Regions from separate parts of the Homo sapiens genome. Here region 2 is linked to region 1. The links are chromatin loops, found by intact Hi-C in ENCODE. Cell type or tissue: mammary epithelial cell. All regions are shown on one strand. Each heading gives the region's core, and the rest is flanking DNA. Links, peaks and the distances in the headings are about the cores only.

Evidence for each region. Hi-C counts contacts between places; a loop is a spot of excess contacts. Peaks named below come from ENCODE experiments on the same cell type or tissue, not always from the same donor. Only the 100,000 strongest peaks of a DNase experiment are listed, where the experiment ranks them.
Region 2: it touches region 1 in a loop (8-fold over the local background); 1 of 110 quality-filtered maps calls a loop at or near these places.

The regions. Positions count from the first base shown.
Region 1 is chr18:10,222,804-10,235,105 of GRCh38, reverse strand. No RefSeq gene overlaps it. Among named protein-coding and RNA genes, the nearest start is that of LINC01254, 190 kb to the left of the region's middle. In mammary epithelial cell, for the core only: a CTCF peak has its summit at 4,849 (motif pointing left); a DNase peak (open chromatin) is centred at 4,795.
Region 2 is chr18:10,414,369-10,426,670 of GRCh38, reverse strand. LOC105371988 (a long non-coding RNA gene) reads right to left here. Exons shown (of 3, transcript XR_935142.4): 2 at 4,992-5,174; 3 at 1,416-2,551. It overlaps LINC01254 (long intergenic non-protein coding RNA 1254), which reads left to right and starts at 12,301. Exons shown (of 3, transcript NR_110775.1): 1 at 12,301-12,302. RefSeq lists an enhancer at 11,751-12,302. In mammary epithelial cell, for the core only: no CTCF peak of the experiment used is centred there; DNase peaks (open chromatin) are centred at 4,540, 5,910 and 6,750; H3K27ac peaks cover 4,472 bases.

The sequences.
Region 1 (12,302 bases), core at 2,847-7,846:
CTACTTCAGATATTCTCTAAATGCCACATGTGAGCAGGCATTTCAAGCAACACACTCTGTGTGGGAGTGTATATAGGATTGTGCAAGACTTGGGAACTTCACCAAGACCATGTCCATTTGTGCATCCTCGAAGGCCCTCTAAGTGGTTTTGCAAACAGTCAAAAAGAATATACACTGACAAGACAAGTGCTATTATCAAAGGGGGAAACTGGAATTTCACTCATTGTCCTTTGTAAGAAAGATGCCCTGCCCTTTTTTCTAATGTTCTGAGTTGAAAAATATCAAATGGAACAATCAATGCAAAGGTTTTCTATAGACTTGTGGCTAATTTTTTAAGATGTTTAAAATTGTGTGGCTGCAAACACATCCTGCTTTAACCAGGACACATTTTAGCAATCTTCCTAAAGATTGTTGTCAAAATGGATGAAAGAAGAGCCCCAAAACATACTCTTCACAGCTAGCTTGCCCAGAGACGAGGAGATGGCAAAACCCAGCCCAGTGACCCCCAGTTTCCCCCAAGGTTGCATGCCACCTCCCAGCCAGGACTCCCAGAAGCAAGGAAGGCTTCCTCTCAACCTACCAGGCTGGTCCTGACCCAGGCCCTCATGACGTTCTGGGCAGTGAATCACCCACAGCATCATACTCAGGCCTTGGCAGAGCCTACAGGGTGAGGAACCTGGGAGAGCAAAGCAGACGGGAAGGTGAAGCACAAGCACCCTCAGCCCACCTGTCCCAGCCAGGTCTTCCCAACCCACCGGGTCAGGCTTACCTATTCCTATTGCTTGTTCACCCAGGAAGCCCCATCTCCCTCTGCGCTCTCTCTCTCTACATTTCTCTATCTCTTTCTCTAACTCCCTGTCTCTCTATCTCTATGTCTCTATCTCTTTTCTATCTTTATCTATGTCTCTGTCTCTTTCTCTTTATGTCTTCCTGTCTCTCTATATCCTTATTTCTAGCTCTCTCTCTACCTCTCTCTACTCCTCCTTCTCTCTACTCCTCTCTCTATCTCTCTCTCCTGCCATGCAGTGTGGCCTGAGTCAGGATGGGCGTGGATCTGTTCTAGGACTCAGTATGAGGACTCTTCAGCACCTGCTTTGTGGGTAACATAGGTGGCCTTTCATCCTCCGTCAGCTGACTGTCACGTCTCACTCTTCCACTGGATCAAAAATTGGGTAGGAACAAGGGGTAACAATTCATGAGATTCCCTCGAAGGCCCTGGAGTCTTCATCTTTGAAAATCTCAACTCCACACCCCAAAGCCTCCCGAAAAGGCCTCCACTGAGGTTTGCAGCCAATCCTGACTTCTCAAGTCCCTGGTCTTCCCATTCCTTTAGATCACTGATAATCCAGTTCTCCTTCTCCCGCCAGCATGTGTGAAGATGTCGCCTCCCCACACAGTTGAAACTGGGCCTTGGTCATGCATGTCTGCTAGAAGGCGAGCAGAGCAATGCATCTCCTGCAGCACAGCACACCGCTGGCCCCTGCAGCGTGGACGATGTACTGGTGGGAGGGTGGCATGCAGGTGGCACAGAGCAGGAACCACACACTCTTTCTTTAAAGTGCCAGACACTGAAGGTTTTGGGCTTTAGGGTCATTTGGTCTCTGTCACAACCAACCAACTCTGCCATTGCAATGTGAAGGCAGCCACTGATAATGCATGAACAAAGGAGCATCAGTTCCAATAAAACTATATTTACAAAAGCAGGCCATGAGGCAGATGGCCCCTGGGCCGATTCCTGACATAGGTGGTGTCTGCTCTAGAGTCACCCAGGCCACCGTGAAATTTCCATACATTAGAAAGAAACCCTCACGGCTTTCAGGCACTGAAATCAGGGGGCTGTTTGTTATCACAGCATAACCCAGCCTGTCCTGACTTACACAAATTCCTCTTTTGTCTCACTTAACCCTAAATTTCTGCATTTCAACTCTGGTGTCATTTGTTTACAATTCACACATCTTTATTTGTTACCTGTTTCTTCTCCATCCTCTCTTGCTCTCCTGAGATCCATTTTTTTTATTTATTATAGACATGGGTCTGTATTTATGGTTAACATAAATAAATTGCATTTATTTCCAGCCAAGATCAGATAACATAATTTGAAGAAGGTAATATTAAACACAGATATAACAGAAATACTTTATGTACAACATGGTGACTATAGTTAATAATGATGCATTGTATTATTTTAAACATTGCTAAGAGACTAGAGTTTAAGTGTTCTCACCACAACAAAAGGATGTCAGGCAATGCTATGTCAATCAGCTCAATTTAGCCATTCCACAATGTATACCTATTTCAAAGCAACATGTTACAGACAGTAAACATATGTAATCTTTATCTGTCAACTAAAATAAATAAATAAGAGGCATAAGAACAAAAAATACTTTAAGTCCAATAGTCTGAAATGCTTTAAGTCTAGAGTAAAGGATAGACAATGAATGTGTATTTATTCATCTTAGGTATTAGAAGGAAAGGGGTGTTTACGACTCCTTAATAAGTCTGAAGTACAAGCCCATGGAAGAGAAGGGTGGACAGACTTCTGGAAGAATTGGAAAGAAATACCAAACTATCTGTAGCCTTAAATCTTGAGTTTCTCAATTTGTAAAAAAAGAAACAGGAGGAGAGAAAATACGGTGTCTCAGAAGTTATTTCGATAGTCAGATCTTCCTCTTGAAAACCATACAGCTCAGAAACAAGCAAGAGGTTTCAGGGAAGAAAAAAAATCCCACTCCTTTTCAGTGCAATAACCTTAAATTCCCAGCAGGACACAAACCACATGTTGGTGTTGTGAATAAAATCTGAAAAGCATCTGAGGGTAAGTGTTTAATTATACTTGGCGTGGCTACACCTTTTTACTCTCAAGACAGGAAATCCCTGGACTGTTAAGTAGGTTCAACCCCTCAGCAGAACAAATGAGAACCTTTCTGGCTGCCCTTCCAGGATGGTTACAGCCAACTTCATTTCTAGGGCAGGAGTAGCACAAGGATCCCAAACATCTAATTACAGGGTTCCCTGCAGTCCCAGGCCAAGTGAGCACCCCAGAAAGTCCTCAACGGCACCAAAGAATTAAACCTATTTCAGGCCAAGCTCCACATCTGCCTCGGAGTGTTTAAAGCACCTTGGTGACTGAGATTGCCTGCCCCAGGTTTCCTTCCAGATGTTCTGAAATTCTTATCTGGGTAACACTGTGGTCTCTGCATGAGAGGCAGGGGGCAGTGATTATAGGTCCAGGCCCAGGCAGATTATGAAGTAGCTACAACATCGTGTCTCAAATTCTTTTTAACACACGCTTCCTATATGTGACTCGAAATCTCATTTCCTCCTTCAAAGTGTATCAAATATCAAAACAAATGTTATGAATAAAAACCCACTCATGCAATGATAAAGTTCCAATTTGAGTTTTTGGCCACTATCTCACTATTCCGTTCTTGAGAATCACTGAGCTAGAATTTCTGGTTCCATTCTTATTGACGGTTTTCACTTCATACATCTGTTTTCCAAATCAACCTGCATTAGTCCATTCTCACACTGCTATAAAGAACTACCTGAGACTGGGTAATTTATGAAGAAAAGAGGTTTAGTTGATTCACAGATCAGCAGGCTTAACAGGAAGCATGACAAGGAGGCCTCAGGAAACTTGCAATCATGATGGAAGGCAAAGGGGAAGCAAGCACGTCTTACTATGGAGAAGCAGGAGAGAGAGAGAGCCAAGGGGGAAGTGCCACGCAATTTTAAACCATCAGATCTTATGAGAACTCACTCACTATCATGAGAACAGCGAGGGGAAAATCTGCACCCATGATCCAATCACCTTCCACCAGGCCCCACCTCAATTTGATATGAGATTTGGGTGGGGACACAAATCCAAACCATATCACTACCCATCTATATTATATCCATTTATTCATGCAACAAACACGTATCAAGTGCCCACTATCTACTAAGCTGGGTACTAGGTGTTAGGGAGATAAAGAGAAATAAATCATGACCCTTGCTCTAGAAGAATATAAAGAGACAATTTTAATGTACTATAGAAAATTCTATGTTGAAGTCATGTGCAGGATGAGAGTCAGGAGAGTCACATGTATCCCAAAGGTGGTGGAGTGGGGTGGGTGTCACCCAAAAGAACAAAAGTCCATCCCTCTCTCTACCTCCTATGCAAACCTGCTCACCAACCCCTCATTCAAATAAAAGTAAAAATTAAAAAGTTTCACAAAAGCATTGAATATTATTTATCTCCATTGTTTAATCCAGTTTACTGAATTTACAATAGAGAAAGTTGAGGTTTGAAAAGATCGGTAACATGCCCACAATCACATGGCTGCTTAGCAGTAAAACAGGGATAAAAGAAAGTATGATGGGCTGGGCATGGTGGCTCATACATGTGGTCCCAGCACTTTGAGAGGCTGAGGTGGGCGGATCACTAGGTCAGGAGATCAAGACCATCCTGGCCAAGATGGTGAAACTCTCTCTCTACTAAAAATACAAAAATTAGCTGGGTGTGGTGGCACGTGCCTGTAATCCCAGCTACTCAGGAGGCTGAGGCAGGAGAATTGCTTGAACCCAGGAGGCAGAGATTGCAGTGAGCCAAGATCGCGCCACTGCACTCCAGCCTGGCGACAGAGTGAAACTCTGTCTAAGAAAAAAAAGAGTATATGCTGAATAACTGCTTTCCCCATTCCAGTTATCCATTCTGCATAACAAACCACCACTTATTTTGCTCATAAATCTGTGATCTGGGCTGGGCCTGGCAGGAACAGCTCATCTCTAATCTATGTGGCACCAGCTGGGATGACTCACAGGAACTGGTGGTCATGTCCCAGACAGCTCCCTCTCATGGCCAGTAAGACTGTGCTTGCTGTTGGCTAGGAAGCTCAGCTGCGGATTTGGGCTGCATGCCTGGGCTCCTCCCCATTTAGGCTGCTCCACAGAGCTTCTTGGGCTTCCTCAAAGCATGGCAGCTGAGATCCACATTCAGATTCACGAGACAGGAAACAGAAGCTGAAAGTTTCTTAAGGCCGGGTCTCAGAACCAGGCACAGCATCGCTTCTGCTGTATTCTGTATATCAACGCAGCACAATGATTCAAGGGGTAGGAACACAGGCCTCACCTCTCAGTGGGTGGAATGGTGCAGATTCTTTTTTCAATTCACTGCATCTTCCCAAGCAATTTTGCATTCTGATGGACCTCAAAGATTTAGTTCAAAGAAACAGAAATGAAGTGCAAGAATAATGGCCTTTTGCATCTGTGCTCTGTGTGCTGTGGGCTGCTGTACTCCTTTGAGGGGTTTTTAGGCAGCAGCCCACTGAGGAAAGCAGAAGTGGAGGGGGAGAAAGAGATGGGCCATTTCCAGTCAATGAAGTCACCCATACACCCCTCAGAGCCGTGGTGCCCACACGTTGCTGCAAATTAGAATAACCTGGGGCCCTTCATGAATATGCAGAAACCCAGAGCCACCCCACATCTGTGAATGCGCCATTCCCAGAGGTGCTCAGGAAACTCTTTTTAAGAAAGCCCCCAGAGGATTGTGAAGCTGCTCTGCAGCCAGCACCTGTCTGCAAATGCAGACTTTGGAACCTGCTCTCAAGATTGCTGGCACTGAGCTGAATATTTTTACAGACATTTAAAAAAAGAAAATTGAGTTCCAGCCCTCTCCCCTCCCCCAGTTATGAATTCCACTGTGGTTGTGGGTAGTAGTCATAAGATACAGAACTCACAGAAATGTATGGCTATTCCTTGTCCAAGAGCTCTGTGATGGGAAATACTGAGATAACTGAGGCACAGTGAGAGCCCAACAGAGACCGGTGCAGATTTGGGTTCCAGGTCCTCTGTACTCTGAGCATCCACCTCCTCACTGACCAGGATCTGAGGCCTGCACGGTGGCTCACACCTGTAATCCCAGCACATTGGGAAGCTGAGGCAAGAGGATCACTTGACAGCAGGAGTTCAAGACCAGCCTGGACAACCCAGCAAGACCCCGTCTCTACAAAAAATACAAAAATTAGCTGGTTGTCGTGGTAAGCCCCTGTGGTCCCAGCTAACTGGGGGGCTGAGGTGGGATGATCACTTAAGCCCAGGAGTTTGAGGCTGCAGTGAGCCATGATCTCATTACTGCACTCCAGCCTGGGCAACAGAGCAAGACCCTATCTAGGAAGGCAGGCAGGCAGGAAAGAAAGAGTGTCTGACCATCACCTGTCCCTCAACAGTGATAGCTATCATTACACTATCCTCAAGTGACATGAATTTTTGCCTCTACTTCCCCTGATTTACAACTGCAGTACCCTCAGCACTTTGCTTCCTTGCCCACGTGGGCAAGGAAGAGCTCTATCTCCACCTGAGAAGGTGGAGCAGGCAAGTGCATTTAACCAGGTGAGCTCTATCCCTGTGTTTCCACCTGAGAAGGTGGAGCAGGCAAGTGCATTTAACCAGGCTGAGAACAGCTGGTCCCTAAGCAGATCAGAGATAGGATAAGCTGCACTGGTCAGACTCTGCTTTCAGGGATCTGAGGCCAGGAGAATGCACAACAGAGTGGTTAGCAGGGCAGGAGGGGACACTGCAGGCAGCCTCCATGGACCCAGGCAAGGGGAGGCTCTGGCTGAGGGCTCTTCAGCTTTTGCCAAGGGTCAACACCTTACACAGATGATCATTAAGACAGCTGGGCCCCAGGCCAAGAATTTATAAATGAAGACATGGAAGCAACATAATATTCCAAAAATAGACCATATGTTGATTACATTTCAAATAGAGGGAAAGAGGAATTATTCAATAACAAATCCTGGGATAACGGGAGAGCCATTTGAAGAAGAAGAAAAAATAACCCCAGTCCCTACACCCAAATAAAGTATAGATCAAAGTTTTTTTTTTTAATTTTTTAATTTTTTTTTTTAATTTTTTTGAGATAGAGTCTTGCTCTGTCACCCAGGCTGGAGTGCAGTGGCACCATCTTGGCTCACTGCAACCTCCGCTTCCTGAGTTCAAGCGATTCTCCTGCCTCAGCCTCCCGAGTAGCTGGGATTATAGGCATGTGCTACCACGCATAGCTAATTTTTGTATTTTTAGTAGAGATGAGGTTTTACCATGTTGGCCAGGCTGTTCTGAAACTCCTGACCTCAGGTGATCCACCTGCCTCAGCCTCCCAAAGTGCTAGGATTACAGGTGTGAGCCACTGCATCAGGCCAAGATCAAAGTTTTAAATGTAAAATAAAACCAAACAATGAAGAAAAATGTAGATTTTAAAGTAATTTTGGATTCTGGAAGCCCTTTGTAAGCATAACACAAGGCCTAGAGGCCATGGAGAGAAACAGTGATAAATAATTTGTATAAAAATGCAAAACATCTGCATAACAAATGATGATAGTGGTGACACTGACTTTAATGCCGAAAACAAAGTCAGAAGAAACTCGACAGGCTGGGAAAATATTTGCAACACCTATGTCGAGGCACTGACTTCCAATATACTTACGCAAATCTATATTTTGTAAATATATAGAAAATGTTTGAAGGACATAAACAAATATTAATATTAGAAATTTTTGCTACCTCTGAAAGAGACCAAGAATGAGGTTGAATTTAGTGTTTTTCTGTTTTAAATTACTGTCTTTCTGGACTAACCGCTGATTTTCTGTCACCTCTGTAATTAAAAAACAATAACAAGTGGTTCCCTAAAAGCCTTTAGCTGCTGGAGTAAAGCTGCTGCAACGGTAACTTTCTAGGCTCCTGGTAGCTAGGTGGGGACAGCAGTTTGAAGCAGGGACCTCTTTCCCACACTCCTGAAATCACAACTTGTAGGCAATCATATCTTTCCAGCATCGAAGAAAAAATACTTTGAAAGACTTCATGTAAGAATTTCATTCAAATATATTGAATGAAAAAACAGCTGGCACAACCTAGAGAAAGATGAGTATTCCAAGTTTTTCATTCTTTCAGAATTACTCTTTCTTTTTAAAACCATCTGAAGTAGCTCAGGCCCCATATGCAGGACCACAGCAGGTCCCACGCTTCTCTGAGTGTGTGAGAAGAAGCACCCTGGTCCCATGGCTGTCCCCATTCCTGTTCCTTATTGCCCCAGGACTGTCCCCACCCCCATTCTGGCCTTGTCTCAGATGTCACCCTCTCCCCAGCTGCTCCATAGCCTGGCCACAGTCTCCTCTCTGGCGTACAGGGTGCAGGTTACCTGTGATCACCTGTGACTGTGTGCCTTCCCTCACCTCTGCTGGTGATCAAAATCACCCTTGGAACTTTGGAAGATGGAGACCCACTCTCTGGGAGAAAAAAAGAGGTTAAAGGCCTTTTTTATTATTTATAAACTTTATTTGGGTGTGATTGATGTACAACCAACTGCACATCTTTAAAGATTATAATTTGATTAATATATACATATGTATATATACACACATATACATACATACCTATACACACACACATATACACCCATGAAAGTATCACCACAATCAAATACTTTTTTTTTAATAAAAACCCCCTGAGAGTTTCCTTGTGCCCCTTTGTAATCCATCTCTCCCTGTATTCTCTGTTCTCTGGTCATCTCTGACATGCTTTCTGTCACTATAGATTAGTATGCATTTACTAGAAATTTACAAAAATGTAACTATCCTTTTATGCCAGGTCCTTTGTAGTGCCTGGCTTCTCTCTCTGAGCATAATTATTTTGAAATCCATTCATGTTGTTGAATAAACCAATCATTCATTCTTTCTTATTGCTGAGCAGCATTTGATTGTATGAGCAGACAACAATGTGTTTATCTATTCACCCACTGGTGTTGTTCAAGAAATAAAAAAATCTGGACAGAAAAAGATCTCTCCATACCAATAGAAGAGGGAAAAAAGACATTTTATCATTGAGTAAGTATTACCATATTTACATGTATGGGAGGCAGCCTGAAAATGACTACAAAGCTTGGGGGGGCAGGGGGCGGGGGGGCTTGGGGGAGGGGAGGAAATCTGGCACTTTTTCTGGAGCAAGTGAGAAGAAAGAACAATAAGTTCTCTTGTCGTCAAGACTAAATGACCACTCCGCACACAGTATCCTGTACATTTCCTGCAAGAAAGCCTTGAGCTAATTCGCAAGATTCATTTATTTGACTGGACCTGAGGAGCCGCCTCACATTAAAACACTGGTGCTGTGGATAGACCCCCAAATCTGGCCATAAACTGGCCCCAAAACTGGCCAATAACAAAATCTCTGCAGCACTGTGACATGTTCGTGATGGCCATGATGTCCACACTGAAGATTGTGGGTTTACTGGAATGAGGGCAAGGAACATCTGGCCCACCCAGGGCCGAAAATGGTTTAAAGGTGTTCCTAAGCCACAAACAATAGCATGAGGAATCTGTGCCTTAAGGACATGCTCCTGCTGCAGATAACTAGCCAGAGCCCATCCCTTTGTTTCTTGTAAGGAATACTTTTAGTAAATCTATAATCTAGAGAAACAATGCTTATCACTGTCTTGCTGTTAATAAATATGTGGGTAAATATCTGTTCAGGACTCTCAGCTCTGAAGGCTGTGAGACCCCTGATTTCCCACTGCACACCCTATATTTCTGTGTGTGTGTTTTTAATTCCTCTAGACCGCTGGGTTAAGGTCTCCATGACCGAGCTGGTCTCAGCAAGTGGCACCCAACATGGGGGCTCGAACCTGGATTGAAGGGTCAATGCAGCGACGGTTGGAGAACGTGGAGCTAAGCTGGAGGACACCTGAGTACTCTTAAGCAATCTGCATGGTGAGTAAGAAGGAGAGCTTGGGAGCATCAGGGTAACAGTGACACAAGTGTGGGCTCCAGTTCATTCCACCTTGAAACCTTTTTACACTAATGATGAAGAGGAAGGAAAGTATAATGAAGTAACAGAAGAGGTGACAGAGCAGGTTTGTTTGCCAGCTAAAGCTAAAGCGGCAAAGGAGGAAAAGGTTCATCCCTACCCTTCTGCATCCCCTCCTTATTTTGAAGAAAAAGAGTGGCCTGACCCTCCAGATCTTTCTTTTCCGGAGGACACTGGGCAAAAAGTAGTTGCCCCAGTGACTGTTCGAGCAGCACCTTGAGCAATTGCTCTCAGTTCTATTCAAGCAGGAATCCAGCAAGCTAGAAGAGAGGGTGTTTTAGAGGCTTGGCAGTTCCCTGTTAGAATACATGCCCCCAGATCAACAGGGAAATATTACAGCTATGTTTGAGCCTTTTCCTTTTAAATTACTCAGAGAATTTAAACAAGCTATTAATCAATATGGACCAGGTTTTCCTTTTGTAATGGGACCATTAAAGAATGTTGCTATCTCCAGTCAGATGTTGCCAGTGGGGACGATAGGATTACTTCTAGGTAGATCTAGTTTAAATTTAAAAGGAATGCAAGTACAAACAGGAGTCATTGATTCAGATTACAATGGGGAAATTCAAATTGTTACATCTACTTCTGTTCCCTGGAAAGCAGAGTCAGGAGAGCGCATAGCACAGCTCCTGATTGTGCTGTATGTGGAAATGGGGAAAAGTGAAACTAAACGAACAGAAGGATTTGGAAGCACAAATAAACAAGGTAAAGCAGCTTATTGGGTGAATCAGATTCCTGATAAACATCCTACCTGTGAAATAACTATTCAAGAAAGAAATTTAAAGGTTTGGTAGATACAGGAGTGGACATTTCAATCATTTCTCTACAGCACTGGCCATCCATGTGGCCAATTCAACCCGCTCAATTTAACATAGTTGGAGTTGGTAAAGCCCCTGAAGTATACCAAAGTAGTTATATTTTGCATTGTGAAGGGCCCAATGGACTGTCTGGGATTATTCAACCAATTGTAACTTCTGTACCTATAAATTTACCAGGGAGACATTTATTACAACAATGGGGAGCACAAGTTCTAATTCCAGAACAATTATATAGCCCTCAAAGTCAACATATGATGCATGAAATGGGGTATGTCCCTGGTATGGGACTAGGAAAAAATTTGCAAAGTTTGAAGGAACCACTTCAAGTGGAAAGACAAAGTTCCTGCCAAGGTTTAGGATACCATTTTTGATGTCGGCCATTGTTAAGCCTCCAGAACCTATACCTTTAAAATGGTTAACAGATAAGCCAATTTGGATTGAACAATGGCCGCTAAGTAAAGAGAACCTAGAGGCTTTAGAGGACTTAGTTACTGAACAATTAGAAAAAGGACACATAGCTCCAACATTTTCCCCTTGGAATTCCCCAGTTTTTGTAATTAAGAAAAAAAACAGGTAAATGGAGAATGTTAACTGACTTAAGAGCCATTAATTCAGTTATACAACCTCTGGGGACATTGCAGCCAGGACTGCCTTCTCCTGCTATGTTTCCAAAAAATTGGGCTTTAATAGTCATATATTTAAAAGACTGTTTCTTTACCATCCCCTTAGCTGAGCAAGACTGTGAACAGTTTGCATTTACAATTCCTGCAGTAAACAACCAGCAGCTTGCTAAACGTTTTCATTGGAAAGTGTTGCCACAAGGCATGTTAAACAGTCCAACAATTTGCCAGACTTATGTAGGTAGGACAAACAATTGAACCTACTTGTAAAAAATTTTCACAGTGTTACATTATTCATTATATGGATGATATACTTTGTGCTGCCCCCACTCAAGAAATATTACTCCAGTGTTATGATCACTTGCAAAACTCGATTTCTCGTGCTGGTTTAATTACAGCTCCTGAAAAAATTCAGACTACTACTCCTTACTCCTATTTGGGGACCTTAGTAAATGACACTACCATTGTGCCACAGAAAGTAACCATATGTAGGGATCAACTGAAAACATTAAATGACTTTCAAAAATTACTAGGGGACATTAATTGGATATGACCTGCCCTAGGCATTCCTACCTATGCCATGAGTAATCTATTTTCCATCCTCAGAGGAGATCCTAGTTTCACTAGCCCTCGGCAATTAACAAAAGAAGCTGAGGCAGAGCTGCAGCTAATCGAAAAGCAAGTCCATAAAGCTCAAATAAATAGAATAGATCCAGAGAAGATTCTAGATTTGCCAACTTTTCCAACTTAGCATTCATCTACTGCTGTTATTGTTCAAGATCAAGATCTTGTAGAGTGGCTTGTTCTTCCACATACTAATTCATGGACTCTAACTCCTTATTTGGATCAAATCGCTACTATGATAGGAAATGGGAGAACTCAGATTGTTGAATTACATGGATATGATCCTGGAAAAATTATTGTCCTTCTCACGAAGGCACAAATACAGGAAGCTTTTATAAATAGTCTTACTTGGCAAACCCATTTAGCTGACTTTGTGGATATTCTCGATAATCATTTTCCTAAAACG
Region 2 (12,302 bases), core at 3,374-8,373, 190 kb before region 1:
GCCAGACTGCATTTGCGAAAGCTCTGTGTGGCATTGCCCTATACACGTCTTCAGCTGGAGAGTCCTCATGCTTGAAAAGCAGATCCTGCCAGCTATCTTATAGAGAGAATTCCTGAGTTGACTGAATATTGGACTAGATGATCCACAAAACTCTTCCAGTTCAGAGTCTGTAATTCTTTGGCTTTTATAAGACCACAGTTTCCAGGCAAAGCTGAAATGGTACTGGGCCACAAAGGGACCTCTCCTTTTTCACCCGTTTGGAAAACTTGTGGTGCTGTGACTGCCTCTTGTCTAGTTACCAGGTTTCTACACCAGGGGGTGAATCATTTTTTGGGAAACATCCCTGACATCCCTGATTGAAAAGAGCATCTGGCTACCTCTTATGGAAATGGAGACTGGTTACCCGAATTACCAAAGGTATCACGTACACGAGAAGGATGGGGCAGAGAGGACTGGACACCTGGGTCCCTAAATCATCACATGCAGAGCAAGAACAAGGCAGAGAAAACTGAACACCTGGATCCCAATGTATGACATCCAGGAGAAGGACAGGGCAGAAAGGATGGAATGCGTGGGTCCCAAAAGCATCACATGCAGTTGAAGGACTGGGTCAGAGGGAAAAGCTCCATCCACCCGTGCATCTCTGGAAGTAGGGCCTGATGAAGGCAGCTGCATTTTGGTCTTCCTTACCTCTGTGGCTTCCTTCCCCACCTCACCTTCTATTCTCTTCTGAGTAACCCAGCATGTTGTATAATGATAAATGTTCATAAGGCTGCCCCTAGGACATAGCATTAGCCATTGCTGCCTTCCTTTGTGTATTTGTGCAGCCAACATTTTTTATTCATTCATCCAACATTTTTTGTTCATCCAAAAAATGTTGGATGAATGAATGTACAAATGAAAGCAGCAAAGGATAATGATTATATCCATCAGCTCCCCGCTGTAGTCATAGTAAAGGGAAATGTTCAGAGATAGATGACTGCGGACTACAGTGGTCGTCATGAGCAAAGATGCCCCAAATGGTGTCTGCCAGCAGGTTTGAAGCAATGAATATTTGGGGTCTCAATGCACAGGGGCCAGTGGGGGCTGCAGGCATGGGGCCAGCAGGTACCAGGAAGGTTTTCTGTTGCAGTTTCCTCACCTGGAAAATCCAATTGCCTGCATTGCCATGTTCCTAATTGGGGAAGAAATTGTGTCTAATAAGAGATATTCAATCCTTTAGTTTTGAGAAACTAAGGACTTCCCAGGGTTTGAGAGAAGGGGGAGATGGCATCATCAGGAATGCTTGCACTGCAAGGGAGCATGTGGCTGTGGCTCTTATTTATTTATTTATTTATTTTACCACACATGTTTATAAATGTAGATTTTTAGACAGAACAACCATTTCAGCATTTTAAGCCAGTGCTTGCTAGGTCTCTGCTTAGAAAGAATACTTTGCCCTCAAACCCATTTTCAACCCCAATTCCAAAAACAACAGAGATGAGAGAAATTTTGGATTTAATGATTCTTAAGTGCCTGAACTTGACATTGCAACATGCTTGAGAACATCGTAGCTCAGTGTCAGGAATTCTGCAAGAGGTCACAACTAAGGAAGGAAAAAATCAAAAGCAGCAGCATGAAGTGAGCTGAATATGAAAATCCTGCCAATCTATATTTGTCCAAAGACATAAAACTGAAACAAATCAGTAAATTTGCTTGGTAATGAAATGCATGCTGCTTCTAAAGCTTGCTGTCTTCTCTGGGACATTTATGAATTCTGAACTTGTATGTTCATTTGTGGGTTTACCACTCAAAAGCATGTCGCTTCTGGCCCGTGTGGCTCTTCCTGTGGTTCCACATGCATTTCCTAATCTGGCCATCCATGGAGATCAGAGAGAGGGCTTGAGTTTTCCTGCCTCCCTCCCTCCCTCCGGCACCCTCCGCCCCACTGCGTCATCTCTGAGCCTCTGCACTGAGAATGTTTTATCTAAAACTGAGCTTCAATTTGAAGTCTGCCTAAAATCTGACCTTCACATTCACCTCCTTCTGGAAGCAAAAGACGTAAATTCAGCATTTTTATTTCACTGCATATGGTAACTTTCTTATGCACTGCTTTTTAGAAGAGCAAAAATAAAACATTAGGGGCATGACTAGTGTCACCAACTTCTTCTCTCTCTCTCCTCCAGGAAATATTTATTAGAGATTGACTGTATGTTGGGCACTGAGCTGGCACAATAGGCATAATTTGAAGGAGGACACCAAGGAGGATTTAAAACAATATCAGGTGACCATCCTCCTCACCAGGGCAGGTTTTAGGGTTTGCGGGGCTGTGGGCAACTAATTTTTGTAAGGCTCCTGTCTACACAATTTGATTGTAAAATATGTTACAAAATTCATGGGTCCACGTGGGGTATAGTGATTTATCAATGGGGATTTGCGATAGTGGGTGGAGAAGAGGAACCGCTGTATTTTTCTATCATCCAGCCAGTGCACGTGATGTTTGTGGTGTCCAGGCATCATCTCTTCTTTTTCTTTATTGTCAAAGGCAGCATTCCTGGTCAAGGTCATATCTCTAGGAAGAAAAGGTAGCAAAGCTGTCATCACTCACTGCCATGGGTCTCAGGGACCTGTTTGTACTGAAACAATGTAGACCTGGGACCGTTCATGCACCACTGGTCACATCACCTGTGAGGCTGCAGTGTCACGACCAGGCATGGCTTCTGCTGACTCTCAAAGTGGTTTATGTGCTTTGCTGACATGGACCACCAATGCCAGGATTACCCAGATGATTCAGGAAAATGCAAATGAAGATTTATTTTCTGGTCATGTGGTATTTTGAGTTATGTAGCATGAATGTGGAATAACCCATCATCCACGGCGTCATCCCTTGACTTCTTTTTTTTTTTTTGAGATGGAGTCTCCCTCTGTCGCCCAGGCTGGAGTGCAATGGCGCGATCTCGGCTCACTGCAACCTCCACCTCCTGGGTTCAAGTGATTTTCCTGCCTCGGCCTCCTGAGTAGCTGGGATTACAGGTGTGCGCCACCATGCCCAGCTAATTTTTATTTTTAGTAGAGACAGTGTTTCACCATGTTGGTCAGGCTGGTCTCGAACTCCTAACCTCGTGATCCACCCACCTCAGCCTCCCAAAGTGCTTACAGGCATTGGGCCCTGGGATTACAGGCATGAGCCACTGCACCCAGCCATCCCTTAACTTCTTTAGGCTGACATCATGGCATGCCTATAATGAATGGGGTCTCTTTCCCCATGGACAACATCTGCCTTCCACGCCGCACCAGCAGGAGGCCAGGTGAGAGGGCTGCAGCAGAACAAGGACAGGGAGCCCATCCATACAAGATGGGCTGTCCTTGCTAGTGATGGCTTCAGAATGACCCAACAGAGCAGTGTGGCCACATTGATGGGAAGTTTCATCAGGAGAAATGGATTTGACCACCTCCAAAACATAGCAAGACACATGTGCAGAGTCTGTGGAGGGCGGCTGGTCAGTGGGTGCTGTGCACCATGAGGGACACATGTTGGCACCTACAGCACCATCCGGTGCTATGAGCTAGAGGGCGTCACAGCCAGAACACAGAGGGGAGGAGCCCATGTGTGGAATTGCACACAGGCTGAGACTCAAGGACCATGGTCACCTTAACCAGGCTGTCAGCACCACTCTGATGGCCAGATCCCAAACGATCTCCGGTGGCAGTGAGTGGGAGTGACGGCCATGCTGGGCTGCCCCCTGGAGCCAGAGCCCACCCACGACCCACATGACTCCACAGGCACAGGTCCCTCAGCTGCTCTGGGCACCTGCAAGGAGTGGGTCAGTGCATGGGGCCAAAGCACAGGCCCCTTCAAGTGGGGAGCCCTGCAGGGGACCCTTGCTGGGCCAAAGGGCCTTGCTGCCCCTCACTTCCCAATATGTCAGGAGAAAAGATTGGGTGAGGCCCCGGGGTCATTAGAGGGATGTGTTGAGGGAAGCTGGCCAGGGACTGTGAGACGGAAGCCCAGCACCTAGACACTGAGGGCTGCCTGCACTGGGAGCCTCAAGCCACATGGGAAGCCAGACTGCAGGCTCTGGAAGCTGGTGGGACCAAACTCTCAAGATGCTCCCTAACCTGCACATACACTTGACGGCAGAGAAGGGGTGTTGTTAATTCCCCATGTTTCGGTGTAAGGATGAGAACGAAATGTAACTACCTTTATGCTTATCATTCTGAGGAAGACACAATATGTGGATTAATTCAAGGAACAGTTTTTAAAAGCAAAGTAACTTTTAGGTAATAAAATTGACTTGTTTTGAAAGATTCTTTTCCAAAACCATAAGGAAAATAAGCCAACAATAGGAGGTTACAAAGGTTGGTATTCAGGCAACCTAATTCAATTGCTAGATCTTGCCTCTGTGGATGAAGGAAAGGCTGTGAGTGTAGACCAGAAAGCCTGGGCCAAGTCCTGAATCACTCACTGGGTGATCTTGAAAAAAGTCACCTACATTGTTTGATTTCGGTTTCCCCACCTTAAAATAAGAATAATATTAACACATCTCACAATGAGCTGTTTTTAAGATCCAATGAGATAATGTACAAAAAGTGCAGTGTAAAATGCCAAATGCCAGATGGATATTAGTTCATTCTTACTTAACCACAAAGAAGGTTTCCTCCTTGGCTCTCAGATGCCTCAGCGCAGCTGCAGAGTTCTTGGGCATTCTGCCACTGCCTTCTTTCTGGCCACATCCCCCCAACCACTCACGATGGGGTCCCTGAGGATGTCCACGTGCAAATCCCTGACACTCGTGATGAGGTTAGGCTACATGACAGAAGGGAACTAAGGTTGCAGATGGAATTAAAGTTGCTAGTCCACTGACTTTAATTAGGGGGACGATCCAGGATTTTCAGATGGGCCCAAGGTAATGACAAGAGTGGAGGAAGGGGACAGAAAAGTCAGACAGAGAAGGGGGGATGTGACAGCAGGAACAAGGGCAGAGTGAGCCACGTGAAAGGACTCCATTCACCATCTGTCGCTGGCTTTGAAGATGGAGGAAGGAGCCACCAGCCAAGGAATGTGGCAGCCTCTCGAAGTGGGAAAAGAGCAAGGATACCGATTCTCTCCCAGAGCCTCCAGGAAAGGACACAGCCTGTTGACACCTTGATTGTAGCTCAGTGAGACCCATTTTTTGGACTTCTGATCTCCAGACCTGTAAGATAATAAATTTGTATTGTTTTAAATCACGAAATTGGTGGTGGCCATTCTGATAGCCTGGGAATTGGTGGTAATCTGTGAGAGCTGCAATAGACAACAAATAGTGCAATATCTGCTATCAAACTAGCTATAGCAAACAGATGGCTTATTACAGTGGCAATAGGTGAGAAATACAGCACCTCATTTCCCAAGCACCCTGCAGGCTTTCCCAATCCTGTGGGATTGGGACTGAAACTAACTCTGCAAAGATTATGACAGTTAGATAAATCCAACATAGTTGACTCCATCTGTGACAGTAAGATAAATTCGATGTAGTTGACTCCATCATGCTTCTAACCTCCAAGCTATTGTTAGTCACTCCTGGGTGTAGGCCAAGCTAACTTTGGGAGGAATTTAGTTTAGAGTTTAAGCTTCAAGAAATGATGATAATACCCCTTCTCAACACCAAACTGCCTTTGTAAAACTAACGAAAGGCCACAAGCTTAGGATTATGACAGGGACCTAAATTCTGCTAAGAGGTAGGCGTAAACAATAACCAGCTATTGTTGAGGAGGTCACAAGGTTTGTGACTTCTCCAATTACTCCTGTAGATAACATCACTATCGTAGATACTATGATTGGCCTTTTGAGATGTTTTTTGAGACTTTTGCATTTCTGATGATTGGCTGACTCCACCTGGACCAACAACTCATGACTCAACTGTTCCTGTGGCTCCTACCAGAGATTGACTCAGCCCACAAGGACTGTTTTCCACACCCCTATGATTTCATCCCCAACCAATCAACATTCCCCATTCCCTGCCTTGCCAAACTTTCCTTGAAAAACCCTAACCTCCAAGCCTTCAGAGAGACTGGATTTGAGTGAAAACTAGGCCTTCCACATGCCTAGCCTGGCAGCAATTAACTTTCTTCACTGCAATACCGTAGTCTCAGTGAACTGGTTTTGTCTGTGCAGCAGGCAAGAAGAACCCATTAGGCAATTATGCAGCTCTCGACTTCTAACCCTTTTTAGACCATGAGAATCCTACTTACCCTTTAATCCCTGGTCGGATGTCTCCTCCTTCACAAAGCCCTCCCCAGCTTCCCTTTGGCTAGGTACAATGACACCTTCCTATAACTTTCTGCAGTGCTTGGCTCATTTCAGTATATTTCTGTTTCAGATTACAGTTTAATATTTGCAAGTGTGTCTTCTCTGACAGACCGTAAGCTGTATAAGTTAAGGGATGGCCTTTTAGTTATTTCTGTACCCCTCACAGTGCCTAATTCAGAGCTTTGAACTGAGAAACAAAACTGAAATCCTAAGCCCTCCAACAAACTGAATAGACCCCCACTTGGCCAAGAGGACCCCAGAGAACCCCTAAAAACTGAGTTCTGGCCATGATAGGATGGGAACTCAGACATGTTTCACTATCCCCCCTCGTTTGCTGGCCCCATTAGCTTTTCTTCACTGGGGGCTGAACAGAAACCAGCCCTTTGGAAAGACTACTCCACACCTGATATCAACCAACTGCATGACAGTGCCCATCCCTTTTGCAGTTTCAAAACAACTGACCAGCATTCCTTCCTGATAAGACTACCACTGACCACAGTGTGGTTTTGGCCAGTCTACAGAGGATCCACAGAGAGGGTTTTTTTTTTTCTTTTCCTTTGCTTCACCTTTTGACATCAGAGGGCTAAAGTCTCCACCCTCATGTCATGCTAATGCCACTGTTTTTGGACCTGGGTCCCCATGGAAAGGCATGAAGCTCAGTTGTGCGTGTGCATGTTTCTCCTCCCATAAATATCCACAACTCCTCCTAGAGATTGTTAAATATGTATACTTGGCCACACCATTCCGTATACATTCTTGCACCCTTTGCCCCTCCCTCTGAGTATCTGTTTCTGGCTTCTGGCTAGAGGCTACGATTCCCAGCCTATCAGACTGGCCACCAGCACACTGCCCTTTATGAGAAATGAAGTTCTCCTTTCCAGATGTATGAGCCTAATCATTCTTCAGTTGACAAAATCTTGCAACCTCTGTGTGCCGAAGTAACATAAAGTAAATTAAAAGGATATTTTTCACAACAAGCTACTATCTTAATCAAGGTCCTCCAGAGAAACAGAGCCAATGGTGTCTATAAAATGAGGAATTGGCTCCTATGACTATGGAGGCTGAGAAGTCCCATAATCTGTTGTATATAAGCAGGAGGCCGAGGAAACCCAGTGGTAATTCAACAGGAGCCAAAGGCTGGAGACCCAGGAGAGCTGATGGTGTAAATAACAGTTGAGGGCTGGAAAGATGAGACATTTCAGCTCCAGAAGTGAGGCAAGAAGGAAAAGGGACAGGTTCTTCCTTCCTCTGCCTTCAGGCTGTCAAGGGATTGAATGAGGCCCACACACATTGGGGAGGGCCATCTGCTTCAGATGCTAATCCCCTGGAAACACCCTTACAGAAGTCACAGTTAATCTGGGTACCCCACACTGCAGTCCAGGTGACACAAAACACAGTTACCCAGAGGGGCCTCAGCAAGGCAGACAGGCTTGTGACCCAGGAAGAGGTTAGGAGGCTTCTCTTCTCCAGCCCTGATCCTGCCTTCTTTGCCATCAAGGACCTTTCTGGGGCACCCAGGGTCTCTTTTTGCCACATCATTTACTGTCTTTCAGCCTTCTTTTCCCAACCTCCCAGACTGCTTCCTCACTATCATTTTTTTCCAGAATATATTGTTCATGGCCATTATTATTATCTTAGAGTGAAATTAAATCATATGTTACCTCTCTCATTGTGTTTACATTTCAGACTTTATGTGTACTTCTGGAATGAAAAGCTCTTCACTCGTTAAAAGCATTTAGGACTTTCATTGCACATTACAAAAAAGCACTGGGTTGGGACTTAGAAAACCTACAAAAGGTGGACACTATGTAGAACACTTTTAGGATTTCTTCCATCCTGAGATTCTGCAATTTTTTTTTTTTTTTTTTGAGACAGAGTCTCGCTCTGTCTTCCAGGCTGGAATGCAGTGGCCCGATCTTGGCTCACTGCAAGCTCTGCCTCCCAGGTTCACGCCATTCTCCTGCCTCAGCCTCCCGAGTAGCTGGGACTACAGGCACCCGCCACCACGCCCAGTTAATTTTTTATGTTTTTAGTAGAGACGGGGTTTCACCGTGTTAGCCAGGATGGTCTCGATTTCCCGACCTCGTGATCCGCCTGCCTCGGCCTCCCAAAGTGCTAGGATTACAGGCGTGAGCCACCACACCTGGCCAAGATTCTGCAAATTTTAAAACCTGTGGAAAAAGAGTTTGAAAGAATAAGTCAGGGTAAATTTGCCAGGGATAATAGAGCTGCAGTTTTTCCATAAACTCTGTTTTCCCTGTAACTGTGTAAAAAAAAAGGTAATCTTACAGGGACATGTGATATGGTCCTGTAGTCAGTGCCAGGCACAGGAGCAACCTCTGTCAAGTAGTGTAGAGGGAAAATAGCAATGGGATATGGGGCATAGCTGGTCTGGGGCTAAGCACATTTTGTTCAGGCCAGGCCTAACCTAGAAAAATGCTCTTTGAGATGCAAGAGGTGGCACAGCCAACAACCAAGAAACAGCTCCTGACCTCTTGGTCTGTGTGGTATGCTGTGCTGGGGGGGGACTTGGGTTACTTCTTGTGGACACACTATTAGCTGGAACCTATTCAGTGGAGCTGCTTACACAGAAATTTTCCAGCACACAGCTGCACATAACTAGAGCCCTGTTTTCTCAACCAAGACTCACAGTAGGAATTGCAATTTACATCATAACTCAGTACTCAAAAGGCTGGCCTTGGATGTATTCTCATGGCTCAAGGATTTTCTCCAAGTTCTTCTCCTTGCCATTCTTCTGTCCAGTTGCCTCAAACCTAAATTTCCCCCTTGTGCCTGTCTTCTTTAGTCTTCTTTAGTCTCTTTAGTCCCACCTCTTCTTTGGGAGGACTGCATAGTTTTTAACTTTGGTTTCTACATAAGATGTTTTCTCTTGCTGGGTTCCCTTGTCTCCAAGCATCATAGCCCAGGGGCAACTCCTTACCCAGCTACTACACCCAGTCTTGGCATGCAGACTCCACCCACCCCAGCTCAGGTGCAGCGCCCCAGGTCCTTGCTGTGTGGGAGGAAGAATCAGACAGGGAGTGACATGGCTCATGGCTGAAGATCTGGGAATCCAGTACACGCTCTGAGTCAGCAGGGAGGTAGCAAGCAGGCTTTACCACCCAGAGCACGATGGCTCATTTTTTGGGGCCTTTGGGATGGAGGGCACAGTAGCCAAGGATAAAGGTATAAAGGCACCTTGGAATGACCAGGGGAACTGACCACCTCCATTGCCTGAACCAAACTTATTCTACTTGTCGGTTTGGGACTTTCCTGTTGCCTGTCTGTCATGGTTCACTTTTCCTCTGAGAGTGTTTCAGTTCCAAGCTGCTTGTAATTTTTAATTTACTGTTCATATACTTGTGTGCGAAGTTGACACGGATGTAGATGTAGCTCGTATATAGCTGAAAACACACTGAATAAATCAGTGGCAACATCTGCTCCCCTGGGGGCCTAGGTGCTCCTTCTCAACCCACCCACCACGAGGATACATGGGCAGCCTGGGATATCTTGTTTCTTCCCTTCAACGGATGTTCATAAAAGGAAAAAATATCACACATATTCGTCCAAATTCCTTCTCTGAATATGTAAAAGAAGCTTGTCCAACCCGCAGACCATGGGCTACATGAGGCCCAGGAGGGCTTTGAATTTAGCCCAACACAAATTCGTAAACTTTCTTAAAACATTAAAACATGAGATTCTTTTGGAATTTTTTTTTTTAGCTCATCAGCTATCATTAGAGTTAGTGTATTTTATGTGTGGCCCAAGACAATTCATCTTCCAATGTGGCCCAGGGAAGCCAAAAGATTGGATGCCCCTGGTGTAAGACAGCCCCCTTTGAATTCTAGGCATCCCCTGTATTAAGAACTAATGAGTATATTAATTCCAGTGTGTATCTAGCCATCTAACTTTGACCTTGGATTTCTCTTTGGGGGTAACCTTTTCATGAAATGCCTTTCCTCGGTGTTTAAGACCTTAAATCTCCCCACAATGAGCAGGTGGTTGTCTTTGAGAACTATGTGAGAAAACACAGCATTTTGCCATGTAATTAGGCCTCTGGGGCACAAGGCTCTTTACAGTTATAACACACTGCCCGGCTGAGGCTGTGTCTGTCAGGAGTGCCGCTCCTCTGCGTGGTCTTCGGGTCAGTGTGTAGACTGATCGCGTTTTGGTGAGGAAAGGACATCTTATATGCTGTATCGGCAATTACACCCTGTCTATGAATTGCTCATTGCTGAACATGATTTGAATTTCAAAGGATGCAAAAGAGGACACTGGAGCTCATGAAATTCTCCCTTTTCATCTCCCCCCACCGCCACCAAGGTAATAAAAAATTCAGTGTCAAGCTAAGCAGCTGAAGCAATTGTTGAGACGGGAACTGCAAATCACAAGTCAGGCTCTGTCTCGATTCTGATTATATTTCTCATGATAGTTTAAGATCTGAAACCTACTTTTTCCTTAGTTATCAATATACAGAAGCAAAGTAACTTTTGGGTCCCCAAATCTGCACAGTAACATAGGGAATGGGATATATTTCTGTTGGGGAAGCATTCTTTATTTTTAAATGTCAAAGGAATTGGGTATTCAGCAGGACACCTAAGGAATAGAATGCTGGGTGTTAAGATCCGAAGGCAAAAACACTGTCCTTATGATTGTGCCTTCAGAACATATTTTCCACTTCTCGGTTAAATAGACATTTACGTCATACGCCTGCATTTGAAAGCTAAGTTCCTGTGTGGGGCCAGGAGAGCACCAACATGCAGATTTCACATTCCTACAAGTTTGCAAATAAATAATTGTGCCTGTGTTGAGAGTGTCAGGTGCAGTGAAGTCTGGGGAGAAGGGGCCATAGTGTTCTATATATTCATTCATTCTTCAAAAAAGAGTGATTGTGTTCATGCCCCCAGTACAGTCCTATACACGAAGGATACAACAGAGGCCTGCTTTCCTGGGAGAGACAAGAACAGATGAATACAGAAAAGAGCGTGCAGTGTCAGTGCAAGGCGAGGACTGAGAACCGGGCGATGCGGCTGCACAGCTGGGTCAGTGTGGATGATCGGGAAGGGGCTGTCTGATGGGCTGGCCCCTATGCTGAGATTTTTCTTTCTTTTTATTTTCATTTAAGATGGAGTCTTGCTCTGTCACCCAGGCTAGAGTGCAGTGGCATGATCTTGGCTCACTGCAACCTCCGCCTCCCAGGTTCAAATGATTCTCCTGCCTCAGCTTCCCAAGTAACTGGGATTACAGACGCCTGCCACCATGCCCAGCTAATTTCTACATTTTCAGTAGAGATGGGATTTCACCGTGTTAGCCAGGCTGGTCTCGGACTCCTGACCTCAAGAGATCCACCTGCCTCATCCTCCCAAAGTGCTGGGATTACAGGTGTGAGCCACTGTGCCCGGCCCTGAGATTTGAAAAGCAAAGAGAGCAGCTACACGATGATCAGGGAAGATGAGTTGGATGCCAAAAATCCCTTGCCCTATTCGTGTTGGTTAAATCAGGGAACAAGACTTGCAGGGCAAGGAGCAGCGAGTTAAGGCTCTATGATGAGGGAATGCTGGCAACTTGAAGGAAAAGCAAGGTCACCTGTGAGCTTCAAAGTGGCATGGAGACGAGGCAGGGCCACAGGTGGAGGGCTGAGCCTCGGGGTGAGGAGTTTGAATTCTATGAGGGATGTGAGGAAGCCTTTACAGGGCAAGCAAGGGAAGGGCATGATACACTAAATGTTAAGTGAATGCCTCCGGCTGCCAGGTGGAGGAAGGATTACAGAGAAGCTGGGGAGAACCAGGGAGAGCTGCTAGACTCCACGTGGTGGGCGTGGTGGGCGAGTACCAGCAGAAGCCGCCTGGACAGCAACCGGAAGTGCGGTGGCTCTGGTGGGCGTGGTGGGCGAGTACCAGCAGAAGCCGCCTGGACAGCAACCGGAAGTGCGGTGGCTCTGGTGGGCGTGGTGGCTGAGTACCAGCAGAAGCCGCGTGGACAGCAACCGGAAGTGCCGTGGCTCTGGACTCTGGGCTGTCGTAGCCAAACACGC